2 separate regions of the Mus musculus genome follow, and region 1 is linked to region 2. The links are chromatin loops, found by intact Hi-C in ENCODE. Cell type or tissue: left cerebral cortex. All regions are shown on one strand. Links, peaks and the distances in the headings refer to the core of each region. The heading gives the core; the rest is flanking DNA. Region 1 has its middle 8.0 kb from the start of Zfp541. Region 2 holds the start of C5ar1 (complement component 5a receptor 1).

Region 1 (15,339 bases), core at 3,573-11,572, 200 kb after region 2:
AGGCCAGCAACAAGGAAACTCAAAGTTAGAGTCTGTGCAGGCACAAGTCAGTCCACTGGGACATCCAGGCCCAAGTTTAAGCCTGGGGATGCTTGTCCACTTGTTCCATGTGGCCAGGAGACACATGAAATACCACTGCACAAAGGGAGGCTTACTGTGTGTGTAAAAGAGCCTGGACTGGGAAAGTCTCATACAAAAAAAAAAAAAAAAAAGTAAATACAATGAGTTTTAATATAGAGTAAATGTTGAAGTTAGGTTGGGGGTGTAGCTCAGTTAGTAAAATGCCTATCCTAGCACACTCAAACTTCTAGGCTCCACTCAGCATCACATAAACCAGGCATGCCTGTAGTCCCAACATTTGGGATATGGAGGCAAGATATCCTTGGGTAAATAGATAGTTTGAGGCCAGCCTGTGTTTCATGAGATGCTGTCTCAATAGTCCTATCACCCTGATCCCCAAAAAGGAATAAAAGAGGAAGTTTTACTAACCACATTCTAAAAATAAAAAAGATTACAAGGAAGTACTATGAAGAACTGTGTTTAGACAGTGCACTCACACAGAAGATAGGCTACAATACACACCCAATGTGTTAAGTCATTGAACTCAGATACAAAAAAATCAATGAGCAAATTTCTAGAAATAGACAGATTATCAAAATTCACTCAGAAGAATATATGAATGATCTTAAAACAAATTAAAAGATAAGGGGATATGCAGTGGTGCCCACCTATACTTCTAGCATGCCAGAAGTTGAGCGAGACAAGTCCTTGAATCCAGGAGTTCAAGACTGGCCTAGGAAAAACAAGCAGGAGAAGAAAAGAAAAGAGAAGAGGGAGGAAGGAAGATAGGGATGAAGAGAGGAGAAAGATGGGGAGGGGAAGCAAAGGTAAGAGGAGAGAGAAATGAAAAGGGAAGGAAGGGAAAGAAAATACTAAATTCATATTGAATTCAAATAATTCTCACCTATCTTACCACAGAAACACAAAACAAAACAACAAAACTTTATTATGTGGTGATGAAACATGCCTTTAATTGCAGCACTTGGGAGGCAGAAGCAGATGGATCTATGTGTGTTGAGGCCAGCCTGGTCTAAAAAGTAAGTTTTAGGACAGCCAGGACTACACAGTGAAACCCTGTCTTGAAAAACCAACAAAACAAAAATCTTTATTAAAACTCTTAGTAATGGTGAAAGGTTCAGGGGCCCAGCAGGCCTCTACAGGAAAATATGACCTGCTGGATGGAGCAGAGCTCTAACTTACCCTAGCCCATCCCACTCCCTGGCTCAGCAGTGGTCATGAAGAGTTAGCTATGTGTCTGGTATGGGTTCCTGATGCTGAAAGAACAGAGTAGAATTTGTTCTTAAAGAACCACAGCCTCCCATCTGACCTATCCTGGTTCCCTGAAAGCCCATGGCAAAGGTCTTGACCTTATTTTATCTAATTTGGGAATTCCTCAGGATGGAGATGAGCTGCAAGAGGACAGCTGCTGCAGTCTGGGGCAGGAACTGATAACCTTAAGCCAAAACAGAAAGCTGGGGTGATGGTGCACTGCAGGATAACAACTCTGAGAAGCTTTCATCTTAGGTCTCTCGCAGCACTAGACACAATCATATCACACCACCCAGCAACCGCTCTCCCTGGAGCCACCTGTATAGCTCAAAGTACATGACCACACAAAAACCTGCACACACGTTTTCATGACAGTTCCAGCCATAGATGTCAAACCTGGAAGTTATCAAGAATCTCTCACAGGTGAATGGAGTATTATTCAGTACTAAAAAGACAGTTAAGTGGAATATTGTGCATGATGATGCATGCTTTTAATCTCAGCATTCAGGAGGCAGAGCCAGGAAGATCTCTATAAATTTGAGGTCTGGTCTACCTGGCATATTCCTAGACAGCTAGGGTCCCATAGTGAGACCTTGTCTCAAAAACAAACAAACAAACAAACAAACAAAAAGGCAGTAACCAGGACTGGAGATCACTCAGCAGTTTAGAGCACTGAATTTTCCTCCAGAGGAACTGGGTTCAATTCTCAGCCCCCACATGACAGCTTACAATCATTTGCAACTCTAATTTTGGGTGATCTGATGCCCTCTTCTGAACTCCATAGACATATATGCAGGCAAAGTACCCATACATGTAAAATAGAACAAATTTAAGGGGATGGAGGCAATAAGCTATCAAATCACAAAGGAAGGGAAGGACCAGAAATGCAGAGATTATGAGAGTCAGCAGAAAAGGCCATATATTGTATGATTTCCTCTATGTGGCATTCTGGAAGACCATGCTTGTCAGGTTGGGAAAGAATAGGAGACATACAGAAAGCACTAAGGTGGGGCTGTGTATTCTGTGTAGAGAGCTGTAGTGGTAATGGTGGAGACATCACACATTAGTCAGGAACCCCAGAGCCACACTGTACCAAGGGTGGGCACTAGAGTAAACATGGGCTTAGTTACCCTCCCTCTGAAGCTGCTCTGTATCATTCTGGGAAGTTAGACGGCTATGACTACGTGCGCAGAAAGGACCTGACAAGGCCCTGAATGTCCCCTCTAGCCTGTTTTGCTTAAGCAGGGAGTGAAGGCTAAGGCAGTACTGAAGTACTGCCTAGCAGTACTGAAGGGTGCTCCATACCTGGACAGGGGTCAGCTGCAAACACTGGTTGTTTTGGTTTGGTGGTTTGGGGTTATTTATTGTAGATACTGAACTCCTTTATTGATGGTTGAACAACTCTTTCACAGGAGTAACCTAAGACCAACAGAAGCTTTGTCATTACCGTACTTACTATTAAACTGACAGAACGGAACTGATAAGCATGAGGACCTGACTTCAACTCCTAGCACTCACATAAGAACCCAGGTATGGCAGTGTACACCCTTGATCACAATGCTGGAAGGTGATGCAGAAGAATCTGGGGCTTGCTGCTTTGCCAGTCTAACCAGATTGATAAGCTCCAAGCTCAGGAAGACTTGGTTCAGAAAAACTAATGTGAAGAAGATATGGTTTACTATAACGTGTTTGCTGTACAAGCCTAAGAACCAGAGCTTAGGTCCTCATCATTCTTATAAAAAGCTGGGCTAGCATGGGTTCATACAAGCTACAGGTCCTGCATTATAAGACACTTGAGACCTTTAACTTGCTATGTACTAGAAGCTGGCCCAGAACTCATAATCTTCCTTCCTATACCTCTCAAGTGCTAGAAATGACACCACCTACGTTGCTTTTAAATAAGGATCTTGTCATTTTCTGTTTTTACTCTGAAGATAATCTAAAAGAAAAAGGGGCAGCAAGGCAATCAACAAGGGAGCCCTTTCCAGGAACATTAAATATACATCGAGATAGCCATCCCCCTTATTAAATTAGTGTATGCAATCTGATTAAACTGGCTGGGCTACCTTGTTTGCATTTCATTTGCAATTTAATTTTGGTTTATAGCTGCATAAAGGCTGTGAGCTTTAAAACCATATGGCTTGTTTTAGCATCATGAATGACTTGTTGAGAAAAAGAAGAGAAGAGGAGAGGAGAGGAGAGGAGAGGAGAGGAGAGGAGAGGAGAGGAGAGGAGAGGAGAGGAGAGGAGAGGAGAGGAGAAGAGAAGAGAAGAGAGGCCAGGTAGAGGTGGCACATGCTTTTAATTCCAGCACTTAGGAGGCAGAGGCAGGCAGATTTCTAAGTTCGAGGCCAGCCTGGTCTACAGAGTGACTTCCAGGACAGCCAGGGCTACACAGAGAAACCCTGTCTCAAAAAAACAAAAACAAAAACAAAAAACAAAAAAACAAAACAAAAACAAAAACAAAAAACAAAAAACAAAAAACAAAACAAAACAAAACAAAAAAACCAAAACCAAAACCAAAAATCCAAAAAACCAAAAAACCAAAAAACCAACCGAATGTCTTGTTGAATGGTTTAGAAAACAATTTAATTCAACACTGGGGATCCAAAGCAAAGTAATGCTTTTTTTTTTTTTTTTTTTTTTTTTTTTTTTTTTGTCTTTTAAAAGAGGCCTATCACAAGCTAGGGAGAAGGTTGGGTTGGTAAAGTATTTCTTGTGTGTGCATGACAGCTTGAGTGTGGATCCCTGAAATGAGTCTAAAGTGGGCACATTGGCAAACCCTATGAGTGGAGGGGTTGGGAATAGGGCAGAGACAAGGTCCCTAAAGCTCATTAGCTAACCAGCCCAACGGAATGGATGAGCTTCAGGTTTCATGAGAGACCCTGTCTCAAAAATAAAGGTGGAGAACAGTTGAAAAAAATGCATCTTGTCATGTTATACAACATGACACACACGTGTATGTGCACATACACTAAAAAATATAACACACACCAAAATAAATGCCAGTCAGGTCAAACATGATATCATAGTTGTAATCTCAAGAGATATAAAAGATCACTGTAAGTTTAAGGCCAGCCAATGTAATGCAGAAAGGACCTATCTTAAATAAACAATAATTATAATAAAATAAGCTGTGCACGGCTAAGTAGAAGGATCTGGAGTTCAAGGCCAGCCTCAGCTGTTATATAGCAAGTCAATGTGAAGCCTTGTGTCAAACTACATACAAATAAATGAATTAAATAGGACCTATTATAAATTATAGACCTGCTTTCTTTGGCCTATATTTTTTAAATGAAGATCTATTTTTCCCAGGCACAGTGGCATTTGCCTATAATCCCAGTACTTGGGCACCAGGGTCATAAGATCAAGGCTAGCCTGAGTTACATAGTAAGACTGTCTTTAAAAAAGTAAGGGCTTGAGACAAGGCTCAGTAGTTCAACTACTTGTATAAATGCACTCTCCTTGTTCTATTCCTAGCACAATTAGACAGAATTTCCTCTACATATACAGATTTCTATCACCTCTTGAACTATTAGACTTGCTATTCCCTGACAGTGAACAACAGGACAGAGTCAGGTATAACTGTCCTCTAAGCAGAGCTCATAGCCTTTTCTGCCCATAGTCCCCACTTGTCTCCCTGGCATACCCTTGTAATAATTACTCTCATGATAGTAGCATGGACATTATTCAGGTTCTATTATATGCCCAGTCCTGCTGAGGCTCCTCACACACCATTTTTAGTTCCCTTAGCTCCTCTCTGAAGCATGTGCTACATTTTTAACCTTGTCATGGGTGACATAAAGAAAATCCAGAGAATAACTCATCCCAATTCAGAGCTACAAGAATCCTGCCCTGAGCAGTCTGATCGCGAAGCCTTCACACTTCAGCTCTCTACTGTGCTATTATTCCATACCTGACATTGGGTTTCTGCCTTGCATTCTGAGATTGAACAATCAAGGAAGACCTCCTCTAGTTAACACAGTTTTAACATGAGGGTTGACTCATTTCCTCTGATCACTTATTTAATGACTGGATTTTATCTGATGACTGTATTTCTAGCACATGGAAAACTGGGACAGAGAATTGAGAGTTTTAGGCTAGTATGGGCTGCAGAGCAAAGTTCTGCCATAAGAAAAAATGAGACATGGAGAATGAATTTAAATATTTCACACAAGAATCTGAAGAATACCCACAAAGGAAAACCTTAGCATCGAGTCAACTAAAGAAGAAAAGGAGACATCAAAGTTCTTCCTTCCCAGGAGCTGGTCCTAGCAGAGAATGCAAGGAAGCACTGAGATCTAGAATAGCAGTCAGGGTATGGTGGCACACACCTCAACCCCAGCCACAGGACCACCAAGGGTTCAAGGTCATTCTCATGAGTGCACAATGAGTTTCAGCCTGGGATCCTGTTTCAAAAAAGGGGGAAACACAAAACCTAAAACAACATTTTTTCTTTCTTTTAAAAAATATAATTTATTTTTATTTTATGTGCATTGGTGTTTTGCTTGCATGTATGTCTGTGTGAGGGTGTCAGATCCCACAAAACTGGAGTCATAGACAGGTGTGAGCTGCCCTGTGGATGCTGGGAATTGAACCCCAGTCTTCTGGAAGAACAGCCAGTGTTTTTATTTTATTTTATTTTTTTGAGACAAGGATTTTCTGTGTAGCCTCTGGCAGTGCTGGAACTCCATTTGTAGACCAGATTGGCCTTGAACTCAGAAATCCACCTGCCTCTGCTTCCCCAGTGCTGGGATTAAAGGTGTGAATTTATTTTACTAGGGTAAATACAGAAGACACCTAAGGTCTCCCAAGAATCTTTCAGGAAGTTCAGTGGTCAAAGCTATTTTATGATAACATCCATGTGTTTATTCTCAGTGAAGATACATGACATGGCATCTCAGCTGAGTGCTGAGACAGGTATGAGACTCCACCTGACTATAGAAATATAAGTCAACATTATTCTTTGCACTAAATTTCTATTATATAGCTTTAAATTAGGATGCCATTTATATTAATACGGAATTGTTCATTTGTTATTGTATTTTGCCATGAAGAATAGAATGAATTATTTACTCGTTTGGTTCTGAGACAGGGTCCCACTGTGTAGCTCTGGTTGGCCTGGAACTTACTACATAGACCAAGCTGGTCTTTCACTCACAGAGATCTGTCTGCCTCTGCCTCCCTAACTGCTGAGATTAAAGGCCTGTAGCCTATTCTTGTCTTTCTGAGACAGGGCTTTACTATGTTTCCCAAGTTGATCAGAGTCAAGCAATCTCTAGCCTCCAGTGACAGGAATTACAGGCCTAGCCCACTGTGCTCACTCAGATTTTGGGGGACCCTGATCTAGCTTTTCTCATGTATACTTCATACAAACAATAAAACTTTCAACAAGCCACATCTGACTGTATTTAACTACTGATCTCCTGTGTGTCTGGGCTGTTCCCGAAGGTCTAGTCACTATCTTAATTTTGCAGTGCTGGGATCAAACTTAGTGCTTTGTGCATGGTATACCATTGCAAATTTAAAAATCCAGAAATATTTTAAGATAATACCTTCAATACATTTAATATCTCAGAAGGCTGAATGGAGATGCCCAATAACTTAACTGAAATTCTAATAGAAAATATTGATCTATATATTTTACATCAAAACTCTCTGGGATTCTCAAGTATGAAAAGTTTTTGTTTTTCCTTAAACAGTGTCCCATTGTGTAGCTTTTCCCTTAGCCTCCTTAGTTGGGGATTACTGGTATGTGCTACCTTACCAAACTAACAGGTTACTGAGGATAAAAAGTTTAACACCTGATATTCTAAAGAGAAAAAGTCCTCTAAGGTGTTCACCCTGGTAAGTATATTTCCAATAAAAAAAGAAATCCCTACCTCTGGTGACAGAGTGTTTACTTAGCATGTTCAAGGTCTGTGCTGGCTTCCCAGCACTGCAAAATTAACAAACTTCTTAATCCTAAAACTTATATCTATTTCTATATCTTGGTTTCTCAAGACAAGGTTATTCTAAATTGCTTTGGCTGTTCTAGAACTCACTATGTATGTAGTCCAGGCTAGCCTTGAGCTCGGAGATCTGCCTGTTTCTGCTTCCAGTGCTGGGATTACAACTGTGCACTACCACACCCAGCCCAAAACATATTTTCTGAGGTCTCACTTTTTTTTTTTTTTTTTGAGACAAGACCTTTCTGAGTACTGGGATTACTGGTGTGAAAAGTACTCTGGTTTTTTTTTTTTTTTTTATGTTTTCTCGAGACAGTTATATTTATCCCTTTGTACGCTTCAAACTCAAAGAAGAGAATGACCTTAAACTTCTGATCTGCCAGCCTCCATCTCCCAAGTATTGGGAGAATAGATGTGCACGCCCATGCCAGGTTTTCTGTAGTGCTGGAGATCACATCAGGGCTTCATGCATGCTAGACAACTACTCTTACAACTGAGCTACATTTCCTGCCCTGCTGTTTAAATTTCAGAGTATGGATGTTTTGCCTGCATGCACGCCTTTTTACCATATGCATGCAGTGCCCAAGGAAGCCAGAAGGCGGCACTAGAGCCCCTGGGACGTGGCTAATAGATAGTTACTGAATTTTTTGAGTGCTAGGAATTGACCCCAGATTCTCTGGAAAAGCAGCCAGTATTCTTAACCAATAAGCCATCTTTCTAGCTCCTGCCACTTAAACTATTAAATTCATTGCTAGCATTAGTAATTTAACTTTCACATAGAGACAGTTAATAAACCAGAGGCCTCGCCTAAAAAAAAAATCTTGCAAACTTGGCCTGGTATTTGTGCTTGGTTACCTGCACTAGCTGCCATCACTCAATGGAGAGGACACAATTTGAATTGCCATAATCCCTACTAGTATGATCCCTCACTTGTTTGTCCCCATAGGGATGAGTTGCTACCCTGATCTGGCAGAAGAGGTAAAAGGTTTTTGTTTTGAAATGAATATCATCAATAAAAACATACGTCAATCTAATAAAAGATCCTGCCTTCCTCAGAAGGGGTCAGCTAGCATGTGCCCTGTGTTCTCTTCCAATGACTTTATGCTTATACTTATCCTTCTGCTGATTTTGCTAGCAACATGTATGGTCTTCACACTAGTGCAAGAATGCTGAGAAAGGCTGGGAAGTGATCCACAGAACCAGCAGGTGTCTTTGAATAGGTACAAAAGAAGAAAACTCACCAGAAAAGCAAGTGAGTGACTCTCCAGGAAACAGGAGGGCCTGGCTTAGGCCCCACTGTGAAGGGGTTTCAGGTGGTAATCAGGCCTTCACTATCTCCTCCTGGAAGGGTGAGGTGGTCATTTTTGAAAACTCATCCAATATCTTTTGCCCTGAAAACAGGTAGTGAAAAGCAGGGGAAGTCAGACCTTGGATCTCAAAACAAGCAAGGAAACAGGTATGAAACTGGGGAGAAAGACAATTTGAGGAGGAAGTGAAGCAATACTAAGCTGGAGAGAGAAATATAGAGGAAATTACTACGTCTTTAAAAAAAAAAAAAAAAACCCACCTTATTCCCTTCCCACCACCCCAGCCAGGTAAGAGGTACCTATAGGGTTTTGTGGGGCAAAATCTAATGGGGGCAGAACTGGTGAAAAGGAACTTTTGTTGGAAAAGTGAGAAGGGAGGGTTAGAGAAGCAAACACATTAGAAAAGAAACTTGAAAAAACATGAGTTGGTTGTATTGGGTAAGTATTCCAAAAGGGGAGCTTGTAGCCTAGATAATAATATTATTATTTTTCTTTCTTTCTTTTTTTCTTTTCTTTTCTTTTTTTTTTTTTTTTGTTGCTGGAAACTAGGGAGATATTGGCTGAAAACAAAAATAGTACTTTTGCTAGAAAAAGCACAGGGAGAGGCATGATCAAGGAAGAGTTGAAGAGTTTGATGTTCGTGCTGGAAGATCCTCAAAAAGAGATACATCCGGGTCCCCCAAAGCGGGACACCTGAGGAAGAAGGGGGCGGTCAGCAGAGGGGCCTGCGAATGCAAGGCCGCGGTGCAGAAGTCGCAGAGGTCGGGTAGGGCCCGCGGCGCGAGCTGGGGCACTGCGAGGGGGCAGTTGGGGGACCTGGTAGGGATCGGGTAGAAAATAAAGGTGGGTGCAGTGGGCTGGGGGCACCCCAAGAGTCTTTTCCAAGGAGGAAGGGGGCTGCGAGGGTGCAGAAGGAGCGTGCGCGACGCGGAGCTGAGCGGCGTCCTTGGACAGGAGCCACACAGGCCCGCGCTCGGGGAGGAAGACGAAGCCAAGGAGAGGGTGACGAGGGGTTGAGGTGAGAGGGAAGGGCGGGCAGACAGGGCTAGGGAGAGAGGGGAAAGGGGAAAGGGGCAAGGGCAGCAGCAACCGGGTTTTACCCGCCCCCGGGGGCTCGCGCGCCGGGCCTCGTGCCTCGCGCCTCGCGGGGCCTTCCCAGCGGCCGCCCGTCAGCCGCGAGGCGCCCGGACGACGCCCGGCACGCACGCGCAGCCCGGTCCCGGCCCCTGGCGCGTGCGCCCGCCATGGAGTGTGCGCGCAGGCATGGCCCGGCGTCGTCGCCGCGAGCGAGCGAGGCACGCGCGGCCCGGGCTCGTGGCGCGTGCCTCTGGGCCGGGCTCCCCGAGGCTTAGGGGAGAGAGGCGTGGCTTCTGCGGGTCATGTGACCCGCCACGGGGCGGGAAAGGAGGCGGTTGGTCGCCATTTTGGGAGGCGGGCGGTTGGAAGATACGGGCGAAAGGGGCAAAAGGGAAGGGCAGCAGGGGGAGGGGCGTGAACTAAGAAGAACTGAGTCCTCATGAAAACAATGCCTGTGTGCACTGGACACCCTCCAGTATAGATCCCTGGTGACAGCAGTGTTCCCTGAATGATGGAGACCACTAAAGCCGTTCTGCGCATCCTCTTGGGCAGGCTGATCGCTGGGAGCGGAGATCATGTTGTGTTGGCTGCAGGAACTGCAGGACTGGCTTATTTATTTACTTATTTATTTATTAATATTTTAAACAATATCATGGGTTGAATCCATGGCCTCATTCATTGTTAGACAAGCGCTTTTGCCCTGAACCCCATCCTCAGCCTTCAGAAATTCTAGGCAGGGGCACTGCCACTGGGTCATGCCCCTAGCCCTTCACTGAGGGCGATTCTAGGGAAGTTCTTGCTGCTGAGTTCAGGTCCTTAGTGGTAAATTCTACCCTGGTGCTCTAACACCAAGTTATGTCCTCAACTCCCTTTGATACATTTTTGAGGCATGGTCTTATTCTGCAGCCCAGTCAGGCCCCGGTTGATCCTCCAGCCTCAGCCCCTGAAGTAGCTTTGATTACAGTCCTTCCCCTCTGTTCTTGATCAGTGATCTATTTATTCTGTCTGTACATCTCACAGAAGATTCATGAAGCCACATTTTATCACATTCAGGTTTTTTTTCCACTGTTGGTAATTTTACAAATATGGAGACAAATAAATAGATATACTATTAATGGCTGTATGAAAGTACTGTGCCACTCAGCGCTTGGAGAATCTGTGGCAGAAGAATCACCACATGTTTGAGTACAGTCTAGGCTACAGTGTGAGACCTTGTGTAAAAATTAAAAAAAAAAAAAGAAAAGCATCGTTTTGCTTGCTTATCCCCTAAAAGCACTGGCTAGCAAGCTGAGAACATGAGTTCCATCCCTGAATTACACGGTGGAAGGAGAGAACCAATACCCGAAGTTATCCTCTGACCTCCACATACACACTGTGACACACATGCATAAACACACACAGACACACACATATTAAAAATTTTTAAAGTGCTTTGAAATACAGATTTGGTGCTGGAGAGATGGCTTAGTAGCTAGAAGAGTTTGTTGTCATTGCAGAAGACCAGGGTTTGGTCCATCGCCCTCATATCAGGCAGCTTACAATGGCCTGTGTCTTCTACGAGAGCAATAAACTCTTTTTAACCGCCATGCCATCTCTCCAGGTTTTCTAGTCCTCTGCAATAACAGCAAAAGCTCTTGAATTCTGTAGCATCTCTCTGGCCCCAGTAAAAAATAAATCCTCAAAACAAAACACTTTCTTTAAAAAACATAAATCTGTGGGCTGGAGAAATGGTTCAGTGGTTAAGAGCACTGGCTGTTCTTCCAGAGAACTCAGGTTAAATTCCCAGCTCCCACATGACAGCTCACATTGTGTGTAATTCTAGTTTCAGGGGACCTGACACCCCCTACACAGACATACACACAGGCAAAACATCGATGCACATAAAAAAAATTTTAAAAAAATCAGCTGGGTGGTGGTCTTTAGTCCCAACCCATGAGAGGCAGAAACAGGCAGGTTGTCTATAAGTTTGAGGCCAGCCTGGGCTACAAAGTGAGTTTCAGGATAGCCAAGGCTACACAGAGACACCCCATCTTGAAAAACCAAAGAGGCAAAATAAAAGCAGAGACATCTTTTAAACAATTTTATTTACTCATTTAGTGTGTGTGTGTATGTATGTGTGTGTCACAAGCGCACAGGTGCTCCAGTATGCCACAGTGTATGTATAATGGACAGAGGATAAATTTCCAAAGTTAGTTCACTTTTGCCACCATGAGAGTTCCAGTTGGCTAATCAAACTTAGTTAGCAAGCCCCTTTACCTGATGAGTCATCTCACTGGCCCAGGTGGAACCATTTTGTTCAGAACTTCTGTAACGAAGTTGAGACTTACATTTGATCAGAACTGAAATTCATTGAACATAACATTCATGGGGCTGAAGAGATGGTTCAGCTGTTAAGAGCACTTGTTACTCTTAAGAAGGACCCAGATTCAGTCTCCATCACCCGCATAGTTCACAACCATCTGTAACTTCAGTTCTAGGGGACCCAATGCCCTCTCTGACTTCCTAAGCACAAGGCACAATACATACATAACTGCATTCGAAATAACTCATAAAATAAATAAATCTAAAAATATACAAAAGCCAAAACATTAAGATTCCGTCTGAGGGAGGGATCCAGGAGATGCCTCAGAGGATAAATTGCCTGCTGATCAAGCATGAGACCCTGGGTTAAGATTCCCAGTAGCCATGTAAAAAGCCAAGCAGAGCTACTGGTGCCTTCTGGGAAGGCTGGATCTCCAAAGCTCTTTGGCCATTAAGTGATCTTTAGGTTAGAGAGAGAGACTTTGTCTCAAAACATAATGAGGAGGGCTGGGGATAGAGTGCAGTATTAGAGTGTGCATCTCTTACTCAGAGATACTGAGTGCAATCTTCAGCAATACCAAAAAATAATTAGCAAGGTGGAACATGTTTGAGGAAGACAGTAGACACATATTTCTGGCTTCTAACACACACACACACAGACACACACACAGACACACAGACACACACACACACACATGAAAGTGAGGAGATTTGTTCTATGTATTTAAAATCACATTTATTGGGCTGGAGAGATGGTTCAGCAGGTAAGAGCACTGACTTCCAGAGGTCCTGAATTCAATTCCCAGCACCACATGGTGGCTCACAACCATCTGTAATGGGATCTAATTCCCTCTTCTGATGGGTCTGAAGACAGCTACAATGTACTCATAAGTAAAATAAATAAATCTTTTTTAAAAATCACATTAATTTATTTTGTAGGGGTTCCTACATAACACAGCATGTGTGTGGAGGACAGCTTGTGTCAGTTAGTTCTCTCCTTTTACCATGTGGATCCCATGGATTGTCCTTGTGCTTGGCAGCAAGCACCTGTACCCACTGAGCCATCTTGCCAGCTACATCTGTGGTTTTATTTAACATATACAGACATTAGCATTTGATCAAAAATGGTCCCCAGCAAATGCATGTATTGTGTACTTGTTTCTCAGCAGATGGTACTGTTTGGGGAAGGCGATGGCACTTTGAAGGGACAGCTGTTTGTCAGAAGTAGGTCACTGTCAGACAGACACCCAAATCGCAGTCCTTCTCTGCTCCTTGGTCCACAATGTTGTAAACCGTCTCCAACACATGTTCTGATGGCCATAAACAGAACTGCTGTACCCTGAGCTACATAGGGAGAAGGTGGGGAAATCTGAACACGGTGTGCTGTATTGGTTACCTTTGTATCATGTGACAAAATATGTAATAGAAACCATATATGGGAGGGGAGTTAATTTTGGATCACGGTTTTGGAGGGATTTCTTCCAACCAGTCAGTCATGGGTCTGGTCTCAAGCTCACTAAGGGGGAGGATGATTTTGTCCTTTTGTTCCTCCTCCACTTCTCTAGTGCTAGGAGGACAGGCATGCAACACCAGAGCAGTTTACGGGAAACGGAACGTGGGACATCATTCATGTTATGCAACCACTCCACCAGTTGAATGACATGCTAGCGTTTCCTGATTATCTCTTTGGCTTGTTTGTCTTTAAACTTTTAAAGATTTATTTATTTATTTATTTATTTCACATGTATGAATGTTGTGCTTGCATGTATAGTGTGTGTACCTAGTTCCTGTGGAGGTCAGAGAGGGCATCAGATGCTCTGGAACTGAAGTTACAGATGGTTGTGAGCCATCATATGGATACTGGGAATCAAACCCTAAGTCCTCTGGAAGAGCATCCGTTGCTCTTAATAACTGAGCTGTCTCTCCAGAGCCCTGAGCATAGTTTCAGTAGAGCATGGTTCTTCAGCCACATGAGCACATTGGAGAGACAGGACAGAAGAGGAAAGGCTTAGGGTATCCCATATTTGCATTCTGAGAAGGTCAGGCCTTGGAGAAGCCTACCAGTGTGATCACTGACAAGGAAGGACCAAGGAAATAGAAAAAAAAAAAATCAGAGATTGCCCCAGCAATGCACAAGTTAAAGACCAACTCCAGCAGCACAGGCCTCCTGCTCTTCTCAGCCATCTTTTCTTCGGCATTGCTCAGCCCCTCCTTTGGTGACTCATCATTTGAATCACTTCCTGCAGGCACCCTTAGCCTCCTCACCACTCTGGTCCTCCCAGGTACTCACCTGACCAAACTTCAGCTTCCTGTATTCTCCAGGCTGGCAGAACCTGCAGGAGGAAACCACTCAGCCAGCCTGACGGGTTTTGCTTGAATTTGAAACCTCAGACCTTTGGTGAGCACAGGACAGTCTCTCCCAGTAAACTGGAAAGAACTGAGCTGATGTTGCCTGATCTGCCCTCCTCCACTGACCCAGCCTCCTCTTCCCAAGCAGGAGGAAGTCATCATTTGGAAATCCTTGATACCCATCTGCAGAGCACAGAGCAAAACCCATCTCCTCCTCCCCAGCAACCTCCCAGGGGAAGCTCTTTTAGGACCCAAGTTCTAGGGTCTATCTACTTTCAAAAACAGAGGTCAAGCCATGTGTGGGGATGCACACTTGTAATCTTGGCACACAGGAAGTGGAAGCAGAAACACCAAGAGTTCAAGGACCTCCTTGGTTCATACCGGGCTTGAGAGCAGCTTGAGATACACCAAAATACACACACACACGAGGTGTGTGTGTGTGTGTGGGAAATAGTTTTAAAATAATAATTTGTGCTGTGTAGATGGCTCAGCTGTTAAGAGCACTGGCTGATCTTCTAGAAGACTCTGATTTTCGATTTCAGCAGTCATATGGTGATGCCCAGCCATTTATAACTCCAATTCTAAGGGATCCAGCGCCCTCTTCAGACGACCATGGGCACTTCATGGAGGTAGATGATGGGAAGCTCAATAATAAATACAGGCAAAACACCTGTGCACATAAAATAAAGACAAACAGACCCTTAAGACAAGAATCATTTGGGCTGGAAAAATTACATCAGTTGTTAAGAGCACATACTGCTGTTCCAGAAGATTAGAGTTTGGTCCCCAGCATCTGGGCAACTCACATCTGCTTGTAATTCCAGCTCTGGGTTATCTAATACCCGTTTTTTGGCCTCCAAAGACACTGTACTCATGTGGTGTACAGACATGAATGCATATAAAAAATAAAATATTTTAAAAAGCATTGATCTGAAACACTTTGTCTTAATTTGTAAATGGAATTTAAGAACAAAAGGTTAAAACAAAAGTCTGGTCACAGACTATGCCCAGAGGTTTGTCTTCTCTTC
Region 2 (15,339 bases), core at 4,868-12,867:
AAAATTGGATCAGCCTTGAGTTCCGAAATGCATCTGTCCCTGAAGACCTCAGCTAAGGGACTATGGACCTGCAATTTGGCACACTGTCAAGCCTGATTTATCTTAATTACTAGTTCAACATTTAATTAATGGCTTTGTTAAAAAACTAATTTTCATCACCTTTATATATCTATATATCTCCTATAATCCAAGCTGCCTTGAACTTGCTGTGTAGCAGAGGATGACATTTGTGCTATGCTGATTTTTTTCCTGGGGAGACAGGAGCAAATGCCTCCTCACCCAGACAGGGCACTGCCAAGTGAATTTATTTGGGGGGTGGGCATTAATTATAGGAGGGTGTGGGTGACTCAAAGGCAGCTACACCACCACAACGCTGGATCTGCCAGATGACTGACAGTTCATACAGCCGAGACCTTGGTGTAACCTGAATGATCTACAAGCAACCGCACAGCCAGGCAGATCAGAGGCTCTGGCTCATGCTGCCACTTCAGTCATTCACATTTTCTAGAGGGTCTCATGCCTTGGAGATCACACCCTGGGCCTCCTCGGCAAGGCCATTAGAATCCTATACCATGCCGCAGTCTTGTGGAATCAACCTCCTGCTGTTATTAGTCATGTGTGCACATGGGGAGGTTAGAGAATAACTTCTTGGAGTTGGTTTTCTTTTTCCACTATGGTACCTGGGCATTGAACTCTGGAGTTTTCTGGTTTGTGCCACAGACATCTTTATTCACTGCGCCATATAGGCGGTCCTCTTGGATCTGTATAAATGACATTACGGCATGACCACCCCGTGGTATAGCTGAAGGGAAGGTTTTTATTGTAGATGAGAGAGAGGGGGGAGAGAGAGAGAGATCATCCAGAGGCTTCTGGAAGAGTCTAGAACAGAGAGAGAAGGCAGTAGACTGGACATGGACATGGCCATGGTGGGGTAGAGGGACCCAGAAGGAGCAAGACAAAGGACTAAGACAGGAAGACTAGAGAGCAGACACACAGTGGGAACGGCAGGGTTATGGGGAGAATGAGCAGCTGGAGGAAGGGAGCCAGGAGCTGGGGGAGTCATGGTAGGGGAGGAGCTGAGGAGAGCTGAGAAGGGCCAGGATGCTGACACAGACTCTGAAATGTGTACCGGGCACTTGTGATAGATACTGAGGGAGTCTGAGGTCAGCATGGGTAGGCTAATAAGCATCACAGAGAGCCACGTGTCCCTTCTGCAGGTGGTAAGGTGATAAGGAGAACGTCTCCTTTTGGTAGAGGAATTTCTGAGGAAAGCTGGCTTTGATCTAACCACCATGGGAACTTGGGGAAGTTGAGTTTCCTTTGGACCTGGCAGGATCATCTCCCTTAACTTTCATAGAGCATGGTTCTGCTGGCCCGGTGAACTGAGCTTCAGATAGTGCCCTCATGCTGTGTTCCCTCAGGAATACCTGTCTTTCCGCTTTCCCTAGTGTCCCTGAGAAGCCAGCCTGTGGGGACTGCTTTCCCTCAGATTGTCTCAGCTTATGCACCTTTCCTCCTGAGGAGGGACAGGCAGCTCCGCTGCTCAGTTCTGCCACCATGGCAGCCAGGCGGTTGCCATAAGTCCCCACGTCTCTAAGTCTTAGAAGCCAGGTGACAGATCTGCAGCTCCTTCTGCAGATCTGACAGTTCCTTGCTTGTCACTGTCCCCTTGTGCTGCCCGTGGTGTGTTGAATCCTGGATTCTCTCTCTCTATTAAGCATTGCATCCAAGGGCTGGCTCCTCCTCCTCCTCTTCCTCCTCCTCCTCCTCCTCCTCCTCCTGCTCCTGCTCCTCCTGCTCCTGCTCCTCCTCCTCCTCCTCTTCCTCCTCCTTCTTCTTCAAGATTTATTTATATGAGTACACTGTAGCTGTGTACTCATACACACCAGAAGAAAACATTATATAGTTGTGACCCACCATGTGGTTGCTGGGAATTTAACTCAGATCCTCTGGAAGAGCAGATGGTGTTCTTAACCACTTAACCATCTCTCTAGCCCTTCTGTCCTCATCTTCCTCAATCTTGATTCTTTTTATTTTTTATTTTTTAAATTTTTTTTGATTTTTCGAGACAGGGTTTCTCTGTGTAGCCCTGGCTGTCCTGGAACTCACTTTGTAGACCAGGCTGGCCACAAACTCAGAAATCCACCTGCCTCTGCCTCTTGAGTGATGGGATTAAAGGCGTGCACCACCACGCCCGGCCTCAATCTTGATTCATACTCTGGGTTTCAAGTCAATGGCTTTTAAGCACCCATCTAACTGATACACTCTAACTTTTGGCTCTCCAGCCATGAAAATGGCAACCCAGCTGTTCTGTCTTACCTCCACCCCATCAGTTTTACTCTGAGGTATCAGAGGCAAGCCCACCCACCAAGTCAGAGGCTAACATAGAGGATGCTGGTTGCCACAGTGGCTTACCCCATTAGTGCTATTCTTGGCAACTGCAGTGTGTTCCATGTTCCTTCAGCTATGTTCAGTGACTCGACCTGTAAGCAGTGGACTTCACTCATTCAACCACTCTACCATACAGGAAAAACAGCCGCCATGGGACGCCACACCTCGGTGGAGACATGCCTTTGAGCTTGCCTACCTGGCAAACATATATACAAAGCCTTGCTGTGTTCCTCTTGGTCCTCAACTTGGTGAGCTCTAGAGTCACCTAGGAGACAAGCCTCTGGGCATGATGTGGGAAAGTCATCACCCAAGCTGGGAAGACCTTCACCCTGTGGGTGGCACCATCCCATGGATTGGGGGTCCACGGCTGAATACAAAGGAGAAAGACTTCCCAAGTGGAAGACAATGGACCCAGTTGCCTCAAGCTGCAATGATGGATGGTACCCTAATTAACTCTTCCTTCCTTCCTTCCTTCCTTCCTTCCTTCCTTCCTTCCTTCCTTCCAAGTTGCTTTTCTCATAGCAACAGCCAGGCATGGTGGCATACACCTGAAATCCCAGTGCTCAGAAGGTAGAGGCAGGATCAAGAAGCTCCAGGCTATCAAGGCTATCCTTGGCTACATCGATGGGTTTTGGGGCTAGCATAGTCTATGTGAGATCCTGTCTGAAAACAAAACTCAGAACAAAATCACATTCGCTCAATTTCTGCATCATTAAAGTTGTTTACAAGCCGAGTTCATTAACCACTTGAACAATTTATAGAAGAGGGAAAATGTCATCCTAATTGCTAGACATTCTGTCTCATCTTAATTTCAATAAATAAATATGAAAATGATTCCAGGAGAATCAAACTCCTGCTGAGAGGATGCTATTTAAAGTTAGTGGAGACTTCCTGGGAAAGGCTGTGGCTTTGTTGCCTAGGTCTGCAGTTGCACTAGGAATGCCTCAGGTCTGAATGGTTGTCTCCTTCAAAATGCCACCTAGAAGCTGGCCATGGCCGCACATGCCTGTGGTCCTACTTGCAGATGGACCAGAATCCCTGTGAGTTCCAGGCCAGCTTGGGTTACACAGTGAGACTCCGTCCAGCAGTGAGACTCCACCCAGTAGTGAGACTCCATCCAGCCCCATCCCGGTTTGCTTTGTCTCACTGTGACTAACACCACGAGCAGAATCAACTTAAGCAAGAAAAGGCTTATTTGGCTTTATGAGTCCTGATTATAGTTCCATCACCGAGGGAAGCTAGTCAGGTCAGGTAGTGCAAAACTGCCTGTAACTCCAGTTCCCGGGGATCTGACACCCTCTGTTGGTTCCTGTGGGCCCACGTACCCACTTGATGTACACACAAGGAGAGGCACATATTCATATACGTAATTGAAATATAAAATATGTCTTTTCTTTTTAAAGTCATTACCTGAGTGATAGAAAGGAAAGGACTGACCCCCCCCCCCAGTGTCTTCCACACACATGTATGTAGACACACACACACACACACACACACACACACACACACACACACACTACATACACTAAATAAATAATATTTTAACAGCTATAACAACTCTCCATGCTGGGTCACACATGTCATCCGGCACCCAGGAGGCTGGAACAGGATGTTCATGAGTTGGAGCTGTATAATGACTTCCAGCACAGCAAGACCCTGTCTCAAAAAAAAAAAAAAAAATTAAAGTTTTCTGTTTGTTTGAGACAGGATCTTACTATGTAGCTTTGGAACTCAATGCATAGACCAGACTAGCCTCAAACTCACAGAAATCTGCCTGCCTCTGCCTCCTGAGTGCTGGGATTAAAGCATATGTCACCAAGCCCAAAAACCAAAAGAGAGAGATTATAATGGTAAAGTTTATGTTGTATATTGTCGCTACCGTCTCTGACCAGCAGAAAAGAAGCGACGAAACCGACATCCTTCTCAAGGCAGTTTATTCAGGCTTCACAAATGTGTAGGAAAAAGAATGCCCGACCTCTCTTGGCCATCCCCCTTTATCCCCTCCAGTCCACCCCCCCTCACCCCAGTCCATGTAGGCACAGTTTATTGGCTCAGGACTACATTCGTCACATCATCCGATTTTACGTCATGGTGCATCTGTGCAATGCAGCTCAAGGTACATGGCTATCTTGAGGGATATGAGGAAGTCAGGTGCCAGTCATAAAACTTGGCAGCAGTCCCGGGCGCCCTCTTGGGTCCACGGCCACACCCACTCCTCACAGTATATATTTTACCACAACTGTAAGGATAAACAGTTTTCAAAAACTTTGTGTAGAGAGATTGTCTGAAAAGACTATGTGTGTGTGTATGTATGCATGTATGTATGTATGTATGTATGTATGTATGTATGTATGTGTGTATGTATGTATTTTGTGAGGGTAGGGAGGTAGCTCAGTTTGTATCAATCATTCCTAGTAAGCACAAGACTCGAGTTTGAGTCACAGAATAAAGCCTCGTTAAAAAACAAAAAAAGCAGGGTGTGGTGGCACATGCTTTAATCCCGGCACCAGGGAGGCAGAGGCAGGAGGATGACTGTGGCTAAATCAGTGAGCCCTTGCTTCAGGAAGGAGCCTCCTCTCTCAACAACAACAACAACCAGCAACAGGTGAGTGACTCCTGAGGAATGACACCTAGGCTGTCCTCTAGCTTTTATAAACATGCACGGGTATGAATACATACCTGCACACACGTGAACATGAGTGTGCACACACGTGAACATGAGGAATGACACCTAGGTTGTTCTCTAGCTTTTATAAACATGCACGGGTATGAATACATACCTGCACACACGTGAACATGAGTGTGCACACACGTGAACATGAGTGTGCACACATACACACAGAATTTCTTCAACATCCCGGCCTGGTTCAAATGATCCGAGTAGAGGAGCCACAGCAGCTTAGCAAGCTTAGCACTTTGTTGGCGAGCCTGAAGATGCACGTTCAGTGGTGAAAGAGGACTGAGCCCCTCATACCTTCCTCTGACCCCTGCTTCTGTGCTGCGGAACACTCAACCCTTCCCCCACAGTAGGTGCAAAAACATAACTTGAGGAAATCAGTTATAAACGTGTCCATCAGGGCTCCAGCCTTCCATGTGCAGTATGGAAGCCTGCATGAATATTAATAATCCAACCAGCTTGTTTTGTTCTTTGCTGATAGGAACGTGCCTTCCCATGGCACTGCATGAATGTGTTACACACTATGTACACATGCACATAGAATATCCATACACCAAATAAATACTTTTTTTTTTTTTTTTTCCGAGACAGGGTTTCTTTGTATAGCCCTGGCTGTCCTGGAACTCACTTTGTAGACCAGGCTGGCCTGGAAATAAATAAATTTTTAAAAACAAAAGATGACTCATAGATGTTACTTAAACTTCGTCTACATCTTTTTTTTAAAAGATTTATTTATTTATTTATTTATTTATTTATTTATTTATTTATTTATTTATTATGTATATAGCATTTTGCCTGCATATATGCCGGCATGCCAGGAGAGGGCACCAGATCCTATTACAGATGTTTGTGAGCCAGCTGGGAATTGAACTCAGGACCTCTGGAAGAGCAGTCAGTGCTCTTAACTGATGAGCCATTTTGCCAGTCCCCCTACATCTTCTTTTTAATCAAAACATTTCTCTTTGGAGAATTAAAAAACAAACAAAAGAAAACAAACAAACAAACAAACAAACCCAGTCATCACATATGTCCATATACCTGAAGGAGTTGTCTTTTATTTCACAGTCTGCCATGACTGACCTTGGCTACAGCTGTCTGCCCTGCAGTGGTTGGAGTGATTGCCGTATTATGTAATTCCTCCATTGGGCGGCAAAAGTCAACTTTCTGCCACCAGACACCCCCCACCCCCAATGATTCCTGACAGAAAGCAATGCAGTTTTTTAGAAAACAGAAAATGTGGGTGATTTTGAGGATCCGTTCTGACAGAGGAGGAGGGGGAGGAGGAGGAGGAGGAGAAGGGGGAGGAGGAGGAGAGGGGAAGGGAACAACACTGCCTATCAGAATGAAAGCGCACATCACTCAAGGATTATAAGTTTAGTAGTCACATTAAATGAAAAACTGAAATCATTTTTAATTTAAACTTTAAAGATTCATTTTTATGATTTGTGACTGTCCCATGTGTACAGGTGCCCACAGAGGCTAGAAGAGGCCAGAAGATCATTAGAATTGGACTTATAGGCTGTTGTGAGCTCCCGTCCTAGGAGTCCCTAACCTCTGGAAGGGTTACAGTGTACTTATAACCAATGAAAGATTTCCCCAGTCCCTAATTTCCCTTTTTCTTTTGCAGAACAAGAGGTTGAATTTAGGGCTTCCCATATCCTGGCAGGAGCTCTACCACTGAGCCACGCCCCCAGCCCCTCACTGGGGGATTCTAGGCAGGAGCTCTACCACTGAGCCACGCCCCCAGCCCCTCACTGGGGGATTCTAGGCAGGGGCTCTACCACTGAGCCACGCCCCCAGCCCCTCACTGGGGGATTCTAGGCAGGGGCTCTACCACTGAGCCACGCCCCCAGCCCCTCACTGGGGGATTCTAGGCAGGGGCTCTACCACTGAGCCACGCCCCCAGCCCCTCACTGGGGGATTCTAGGGTAGGAACTTTAGAGCTGAGCTACAAACCCAGCTCTCACTGGGGGAATTTTAGACACCTTCAAAATAAACTTCCTCCCACCTGTTACCTTAGACTGCTTAGAGGGAACCCAAGCAATACTGAGACTCTTCTGTAGATGTATTGTTTTTTAATCATTTGGTTCTGCCCACTTCCAGACTTCCTTTTTCTTCTCGAGTGGCAAGTTCAACTGCTCTAGCTACAGTGAGAGACTAGGGCTTGTGGTGTGGACCAGTTGCTTAGTATACAGGAAGCCCCCCGGGGTGCGGGGCGGACATCCCTGGCACCACATAAACTGATACTGTAGCAGTCTGCTGTAACCCCAGGTCAAGTCGGAAGGATGAGGAGTTCAAAGTCATCTTCAGCTCTACAAGGATTCTGAGGCCAAAAGAACACATTAGAGAATATAAATTACTTCCTTCCAAAGACAACCTCTCTGCCTCCATTGAAGGGTTTCAGACACTTCAAACTCAACCACTGAGGTGTGGCTGTAGGCAAATGGTACAGTGCCTAAGCTATGACTTTGAGTTGATTCCCAAACACACAACCAAAAGCCCTCAGGGTGCTAAAGATATGGCTTAATAGGTTAAGAGCACTGAGAGTTGGGGTTTAATTCCCAGCTCCCAGCTTGGAGGTTCACAACCATCTGTAACTCCAGTTCCATGAGAATTTGACATCCTCTTTTTTTTTTTTTTTTTTTTTTGTACTAGGCACACACGTGGCACACAAAGATAGGTGTAGCCAAAGCACTCACACATTATATATTTTTTAAAAAACTAAGCCCCAGCCGGGAGGTGGTGGCACACACCTTCTTTATTCTCAGCAATGTAGAGGCAGAAGCAGAGGCAGGTGGATCAGTGAGTTCGAGGCCAGCCTGGTCTAAAGAGTGAGTTCCAGGACAGCTGGGGCTACACAGAGAAAAACAAACAAATAAACAACAAACACAAACAAGCAAGCAACACAGAAACCAAAAGGAAACGGAAAAAACTCCACCCCCATGCTCTACCCTCGCTGTCAACACCTCCCCCCCCCCCAAAAAAAACCCCAAAGTCTCCAGTCATAAACTTGGTTGAGCTCTCAAGAAGAACGTAGCTGGTATGCCGCCACTAGAGGGCACCAGCTGTGCATTGATAATCAGGACAAACCTTTTATCATGTCTCCAAGCAATGGCTGGATTCTTAGTTTTTCCCAGGCATCTTGCTGAACTCAGCTTGAATGTCTTTCGTTTTCTTTATACTGTTTTTGAGACAGGGTATCATGTGGCCTAGGCTGGCCTTGGACTTGATATATATGGAGGATGATAGTTGCGGTGCGTCTCCAGTGCTAGGATTCAGGCATGTGTCACACATCTGGTTTTTGTGGTGCTGTGGGATCGAACCCAGGACTCCTTGCATTTTAAGGAAGCTCAATACCAATTGAGCTATGCCCTCAGGTCCCTCACCTGCATTCTTTTCCTACACAGGAGGGGCCAAGGCAGAGGATATGGGACCACCTTTCGAATAGCAAGCAAGAGCTGGATGATCTCAGAAGATCCAGGATCCATTTACCCTGCTCACGTTAGGTGCTTCAGAGTCATAGAATCTTCTAGTGGCAATAACAAGAACATGCCTTGAAATGACCCCTCCACTTTGGAGAACAGTTTGGTCCGTGGAGTGGTTTGAATGATGACCCCACCTTAAACAAACAAACAAACAACCCCCCCCCCAAAAAACCCCAGAAGCTGTGGATATAAACGTATTTGGAAACGGGGGTTTTAGTGTCCATAGACGAGTCAGGAGGACACACGGAGGAGAAGGGCCGTGTGAGGAAGGAGACAGCCAGTGGCCACAAGGAACTGGAAAAGAGATCCAGACCCTCCTGGGACATTCTATCGGGCTCTCCTGGATCCCCATGACCCCATGACTCTCGAACCTATGGATTCTGGAAGAGTGATTGTAAATTTTCAGCCTTGTAAGCCACAAGCCTCTGATTGTTTGTTACAGCCAACACAGAAAACTAACACAATCTCTTTTATTTAGTTAATTTTTTTTTCTTTTTGTTTTTCAAGACAGAATTTCTCTGTGTATCCCTGGCTGTCCTGGAACTCACTCTGTAGATCAGGCTGGCCTTAGACTCATAGATATCTGCCTGTCTCTGCCTCCTCAAGTGCTGGGATTAAAGGCTTGCGTCACCTCGGCCTGGACTAATTGGTTAACTTTTAAAATTACATTTTACTTGTTTGTTTGTTTATTGTATGCCCAAGCCTAATTAGTTAGCTTTTAAAATTCCATTTTATTTATTTATTTTATTTAAATAATTTATTTTTTATATCTTATATATAATGTATCTATTTTATATATAATATATTGTAAATGTATATTCTATAAAGATATAATAAATATATGTTTAGTATATATAATATATTTGATAGACATGTATAAATAAACTATATTATTTACTATCTATCTATCTATCTATCTATCTATCTATCTATCTATCTATCTATCTATCTATCTATTGTGTGCACCCATGGTACATGGTGCACAAGTAGCAGTCAGAAGACAGGTTTCAACAGTCAGTTCTCCACCCCCTGGCACTTCCCACAGTCCTCCTCCTCCCTCCCTCCTCCTTCCCCCCTCCTTCCTTCTCTTCCTCCTCTTCCTCTTCCTCCTCCACCTCTTCCTCCTCCATCTCCTCCTCCTCTATCATCTTCTTCTTCTTCTTCTTCTTCTTCTTCTTCTTCTTCTTCTTCTTCTTCTTCTTCTTCTTCTTCTTCTTCTTCCTCTCTCCCTCTCCCTCCCCCCTCTCTCCCCCCCCCCCTGTGTTTTTTTGTTTGTTTGTTTGTCTTTTGCTTCCTGCTTCTTGGGCAGAGCAAATACTAGAACCTCTTGCAAGCCCACCGGATCAGATCAGCATGGAAGGCCACTTGTATCTCAGCTCTGCAATGACCAGTCCACCACATCCTGCCTTAGAAGCCACTGTGGCTGCAGCCTGGGGCCTCACTCAGCACCACAGGGTAGTAGTTGTTGATTGCCACCCTATGGTGGACTTTCAGCTTCCCTGAGGGAACAATGGATTACAGCCACCTGCTCAGCTGGTTCATGCACTCCTGCAAGGGACAGGCTTCCTAGGGCACTGGGGCTGTAGATAAGGGACAGCTCACACTTCCCATGTTATTGGGTCATGAGACTTTTCAGCTTTGTTTGGTTTCCACTGTGTAAGTCAAAAAATTTCAGCCCTGCCCAAGAAAAGGGGCCAGCGAGATGGCTCGGTGGGTAAAGTGCTTGCTGCTCAGCCTGCTGACCTGAGTTCAATTCCTGTGACCAACATGGTGGAAAGACATAAGTCCTACAAGTTTGTCCTCTGACCTACACACACACACACACACACACACACACACACAAGTTTAGAAAACAAATCAGTAAAGCTACATATTTACTTTATTTAGTTTTTACTCTTGTTTTGAGGTAGTTTTCTATATAGCTTTGGTTGGCCTGAAACTCATTATGTAGACGAGCTGGCCTCAAACTCACAGAGGACTGCCTGTCTGTGCCATCTGAGTGTCGGGATTACAGGCTTGTGCCACCACATCTGGCTGTTTTTGAGTGTTTGAGATGGTGTCTCGGGTTGTCTGTATTGCTAGGAATGAACTTGAGCTATGGTGTCTCCTGCATCCACCTCCCAAATGCTGAGATTATAGACATCGTTGAAATCTCCGGAGTGTGTTCCTTTCACGGCCCATCTCGCTGCATACTCACAGGAGTTCCGGGGTCCTGTGGTCTCACGTGGCTGATGCATCAGGTGTTCAGGGTAGGATGTGGGAGGAGAAGAGAGAAGATAGAAGATTTCAGGTTTCAAACAAACAGAAAACACAACAAAGGATTAATTAGGCTGTTAAGACAGAATAAGACATTTCATCTCTTATGCTCCACGCCCCCCAGCCCTGAGATAGGCTTTCATTATGTGGCTCTTACTGACCATGAGTTTACAGAGTGTTGGGATTGCGTACCACACATGTGACCATAGGTTTGTTTTATTTTTATTTTTTTAAAAAATTGGTCCTTCCTATGCAGGTGGCCTGGAATTTTTAATCCTCCTGCTTTTGTCCAAGTAATAGAATTACAGGCATGTATAATTGTGCCTAACCTGAGCCAATTTTGTCTTTGCTAAAAAGCACAGGTTCTCAACCTGTGGGTCCTGACCCCTGGGGGGAGGGTGTCACATCTCAGATATCTTGTATATCTGATATTTACATTACAGTTATGAAGTAACAATGAAATGCTTTTGTGGTTGGGGGTCACCACAATATGTGGAACCAACTGTTTTCAGGGTCACAGTGTCAGGAAGGTTGAGAGCCACTGCTACAAAGGATCTCACAAAGCCTACTCTGGATTAGAAGTTACTGTGCAGCCAGGAGGATGGCTTTGAACTTATTCTCCTGCCTCAGCCGCCTGGGTGCTGGGGTCGGATGCAGCACTACATCAGGTTTTATGCGGTGCTGGGAATGGTATCCAGGGCTTTGCACATGCTAGGCAAGTGTTTAACCAACCAAGCCATGATCCCAGCATGCTTTGCTTTATTATTTGAGACAGGTCCTGTTCTGCAGCCCAGGGTGATCCTCCTGCCCCAGTCTCCTGAGTGCTAGCATTGAGTTAACACATCTCCCTAACCCCCTTAAGAGAAAACGCCAAGACCTTGGCCATCTCTTCAGCCCTCTGTGTGCTTTCTTGCTATAAAAGCCACCAGGCTGGGGAGCTGTGGTCATTATTTCTGTCATGTAGAAACCCCAGAAACTCCAAAACTTCCTTCAGAAGAGGTAGGCTCCTCCTCAGATTGGGGAACGAGGCCAGGAAAAGCAGCTGCGTCCCCAAAAGTGAAGAAGTCCTGGAAATTGCCTTTTCCCCTTCTGGGGCCAGAGACTTCCTTCCTTTTCCAAGTTGACATCTCTCCCCTGGCTGGTTGGTACTGGGTGGTGCTGAGGGTGTACTGGGTAAGCACCGGTGGAGGGAGCCTCAGCTAGGATGGTCAGTGAGTGACCAATGAGCACCTCCAGGAGACAAGACAGTCATTTCCTCTCAGTTGCCTGCATCTCTTCTTGAGGGTTTAAAAGGCACAGCCTGGGTGACAGGGACCTTCAGGCATCCGTCGCTGGTTACCACAGAACCCAGGAGGAGCCAGGACATGGTGAGTGGATTCCTCTCCCTGTCTGACTTTCTTTGCCCATTTCTAGCTCCTTTCCCATCCTGAGCTCACACTCTGAGATGGGATGTGGCCAACGGACTAAGGGGATTTATGGGAACCACGGCGGCCTCACCAAGATGTAGGCTCAAGAAGGTTCTTCAGGACAGGAGACCCTGGAGTCAGCTCTCCTCACTGAAGAGTTCTAGAAGTTGGGCATGTTCATTTACACTTGTAATCTGAGCCCTCAAGAGGCCGGGGCAGGATGCTGCAGTCAAGGCTACATAGTGACTTTTAGGCTAGTGTGAGCTACACTATGAGATACTGTGTTCAGAGACAAATGGGCTGGAGGTAGAGATCAGGTGTGAGAGTGCTCTGTGGGAGAGCTGGAAGCCATGGGTCCAATGACCAGCACCTCGTACAGCTGGGTGGGAGTGATTGGAAATTCAATCTTACATAGTAATTTTGAGGTTAACCTGGGCTACACTACATGAGACCCTACTTCAGAAAAGCAAGAACAAAAAAATAATTTTACAAACTAGCCAAGGTGGTGGCTCAAACCTGCTATCCTGGCTCCTAGCAGGAGGTTTGAGATTTGGGGCGAGCCTAGGCAACTTTGTTGAGACTTTGTCTCAAAGACTAAAAGCAAAACAAAACAAAAACTCAAACAGTGTGAATAAAGGAAGGAAGAATGAAACAATTGCAGAAACCTGTTGGGATTGTAGCTCACTGCCTAGCCTGAGTGTGGCCCAGGGTTCCGTCTCCTACGCTGAGTCTAAAACTACCAAGCAGAGACTGGGTGCTGTGACGCACACCTTTTAATCCCGCACTCAGGAGGCAGAATCGGGAGGTTCTCTGTGAGTTCGAGGCCAGCCTGGTAAACATGTAAAGAAGTCTAAGGAAGGTCAATGTTGAGAGTCTTGACAGCCAGTTTGAAAGAACGCCCATTCCCAGAAAAGTTAGAGGAAGCCCAGATGGGAGCACTGATGGCCTGGGTCCTTCTGTGGTTAATGGCCATGACCCTCTAGGCAGGTCCCTCTCCATGCCTGGGACCTGACGTTGAGGCATGGTGCTAGACCAGCGGCGACTTGGCCCCACTGTAACAGAGGATACGGTCTTGCTTCATCCACACAAAAGAGGAAACGGAAAACTTGATGACAGGGAGGGTACACGCTTTCTTCATCCTTCTTCTGTCCCATCCAATCCTGTGTCTGCCCCGAGCAATTGGGGTTTCCAGAACAGGGTGGGTTCTTTTTCCTTTCTACACAACGTTTCTGAAGACGAAGTCACTTTATTGACCACCCGAACTGTAGAGTCCCTGATTTGGGCTGGGGCGTGACTGAGTTTTTTGTTTTTTGTTTGTTTGTTTGTTTGTTTTAAATACTGGAATAGGCTGTCAGTATCTTTTTTTTTTTTTAAGATTTATTTATTATATATAAGTACACTGTAGCTGTCTTCAGACACTCCAGAAGATGGCATCAGATCTTGTTACAGATGGTTGTGAGCTACCATGTGGTTGCTGGGATTTGAACTCCAGACCTTCGGAAGAGCAGTCGGGTGCTCTTACCCACTGAGCCAACTCACCAGCCCTTTTTTTTTTTTTTTTTTTTTTTTTTTTTTTTAAAGATTTACTTATTTTATATATGTGAGTAGTATTGTCTCTTCAGAGACACCAGAAGAGGGCATCAGACCCAATTACAGATGGTTATTAGCCACCATGTGGTTGCTGGGAATTGAACTCGGGACCTTTGGAAGAGCAGTCAGAGCTCTAAACCGCTGAACCATCTCTGCAGCCCGTGACTGGATTCTTAGGCCAGTAGTCTATGGCTAAGCTATGCCCCTCACCCCTCACTGGGGGATTCTAGGCAGGGGCTCTACCACTGAGCCACACTCCCAGCCCCTCACTGGGGGATTCTAGGCAGGGGCTCTACCACTGAGCCACGCCCCCAGCCCCTCACTGGGGGATTCTAGGCAGGGGCTCTACAACATTTCAGTCCTTGATCTTTTAAGACAGGATGTCACTATGTAGCCCAATGGTCTAAATCACATGATTATCCTCAGGCTCCCTGGTGCTGGGATCACAGGCATATACCACCGTGGCTAGCCCCTAAACATAATTTTTCTTTTGAATGAATAATTTTTTTCTTTTGGTTTTTCAAGATAGGATTTCTCTGTGTAGCCTTGGCTGCCCTGGAACTTGCTCTATAAACCAGCCTGGCTTCAAACTCACAGATCCTCCTGCCTCTACCTCCTGAGTGCTGGGATTAAAGGCATGTGCCATCACTGCCTAGCTTTGAATGAATACTTTTTTTTAATATTGTGAATAGGCATTTACTGAGTGCTTATTGTATGCTAGTCCTCTTGCTAAGCACTTTAGATTTACTACATAGCAAACTATCAATAAAGGAGCTGTAGAATATCCATGTATTTCAAGGGCAACACAGCCTTTGAACAGACATATACTATCCCAATGGCATTCCACGCATTAGGCGGTATAACCTTTTAAAGAGAAGGCTCTTGGGATTCGGCCCCACCCCTGCTCTTGCTGATAGGTTTTGGGAGGCTTTCTAACTAACCTAGAGCCCCACTTTTTAAAATCTGTAGAGTGGGTGTGGCCATAGTAGCAGCCCAATGAGGGTTGCATGTGTTAAATGAAGAAAAGAGCAGTTGAAAGCCCCTCACAAGTGGCCCATACCTGTAATCCCAGCACTCAGGAGAAAGAGGCCCTGTCTCAAAAGAAAATACAAAAAGCATGTAAACTTATGGACCAGGCTAATTATTTTATTTTGTTTTTTTAAAAAAGATTTATTTATTTATTTATTACATGTAAGTACACTGTAGCTGTCTTCAGACACTCCAGAAGAGGGAGTCAGATCTCCTTACGAATGGTTGTGAGCCACCATGTGGTTGCTGGGATTTGAACTAAGGACCTTCAGAAGAGCAGTCAGGTGTTCTTACACGCTGAGCCATCGCACCAGCCCCAGGCTAATTATTGTTATTTTGAAATAGGTTCTCATGTAGATAAGGCTGAACCTAGAACTCACTATGTAGCCAAGGATAGCTTTGACTTCCTGTCCTCCTGCTCCACCTCTGGTCTCTCTCTCTCGATATATACACACATATATGTTCATTTTATATATTATATTGTATAATAGTTTATAGTCTTCTT

Evidence for each region. Peaks named below come from ENCODE experiments on the same cell type or tissue, not always from the same donor. Only the 100,000 strongest peaks of a DNase experiment are listed, where the experiment ranks them.
Region 1: it touches region 2 in a loop (2.6-fold over the local background); 4 of 42 quality-filtered maps call a loop at or near these places.

Annotation. Positions count from the first base shown.
Region 1 is chr7:16,056,224-16,071,562 of GRCm38, reverse strand. It overlaps a transcript of Zfp541 not described here. Among named protein-coding and RNA genes, the nearest start is that of Zfp541, 8.0 kb to the left of the region's middle. In left cerebral cortex, for the core only: a CTCF peak has its summit at 7,875 (motif pointing right); a DNase peak (open chromatin) is centred at 9,994.
Region 2 is chr7:16,255,982-16,271,320 of GRCm38, reverse strand. C5ar1 (complement component 5a receptor 1) reads left to right here and starts at 11,983. Exons shown (of 2, transcript NM_001173550.1): 1 at 11,983-12,176. The coding sequence starts at 12,174. In left cerebral cortex, for the core only: CTCF peaks have their summits at 5,879 (motif pointing right) and 8,120 (motif pointing right); a DNase peak (open chromatin) is centred at 8,140.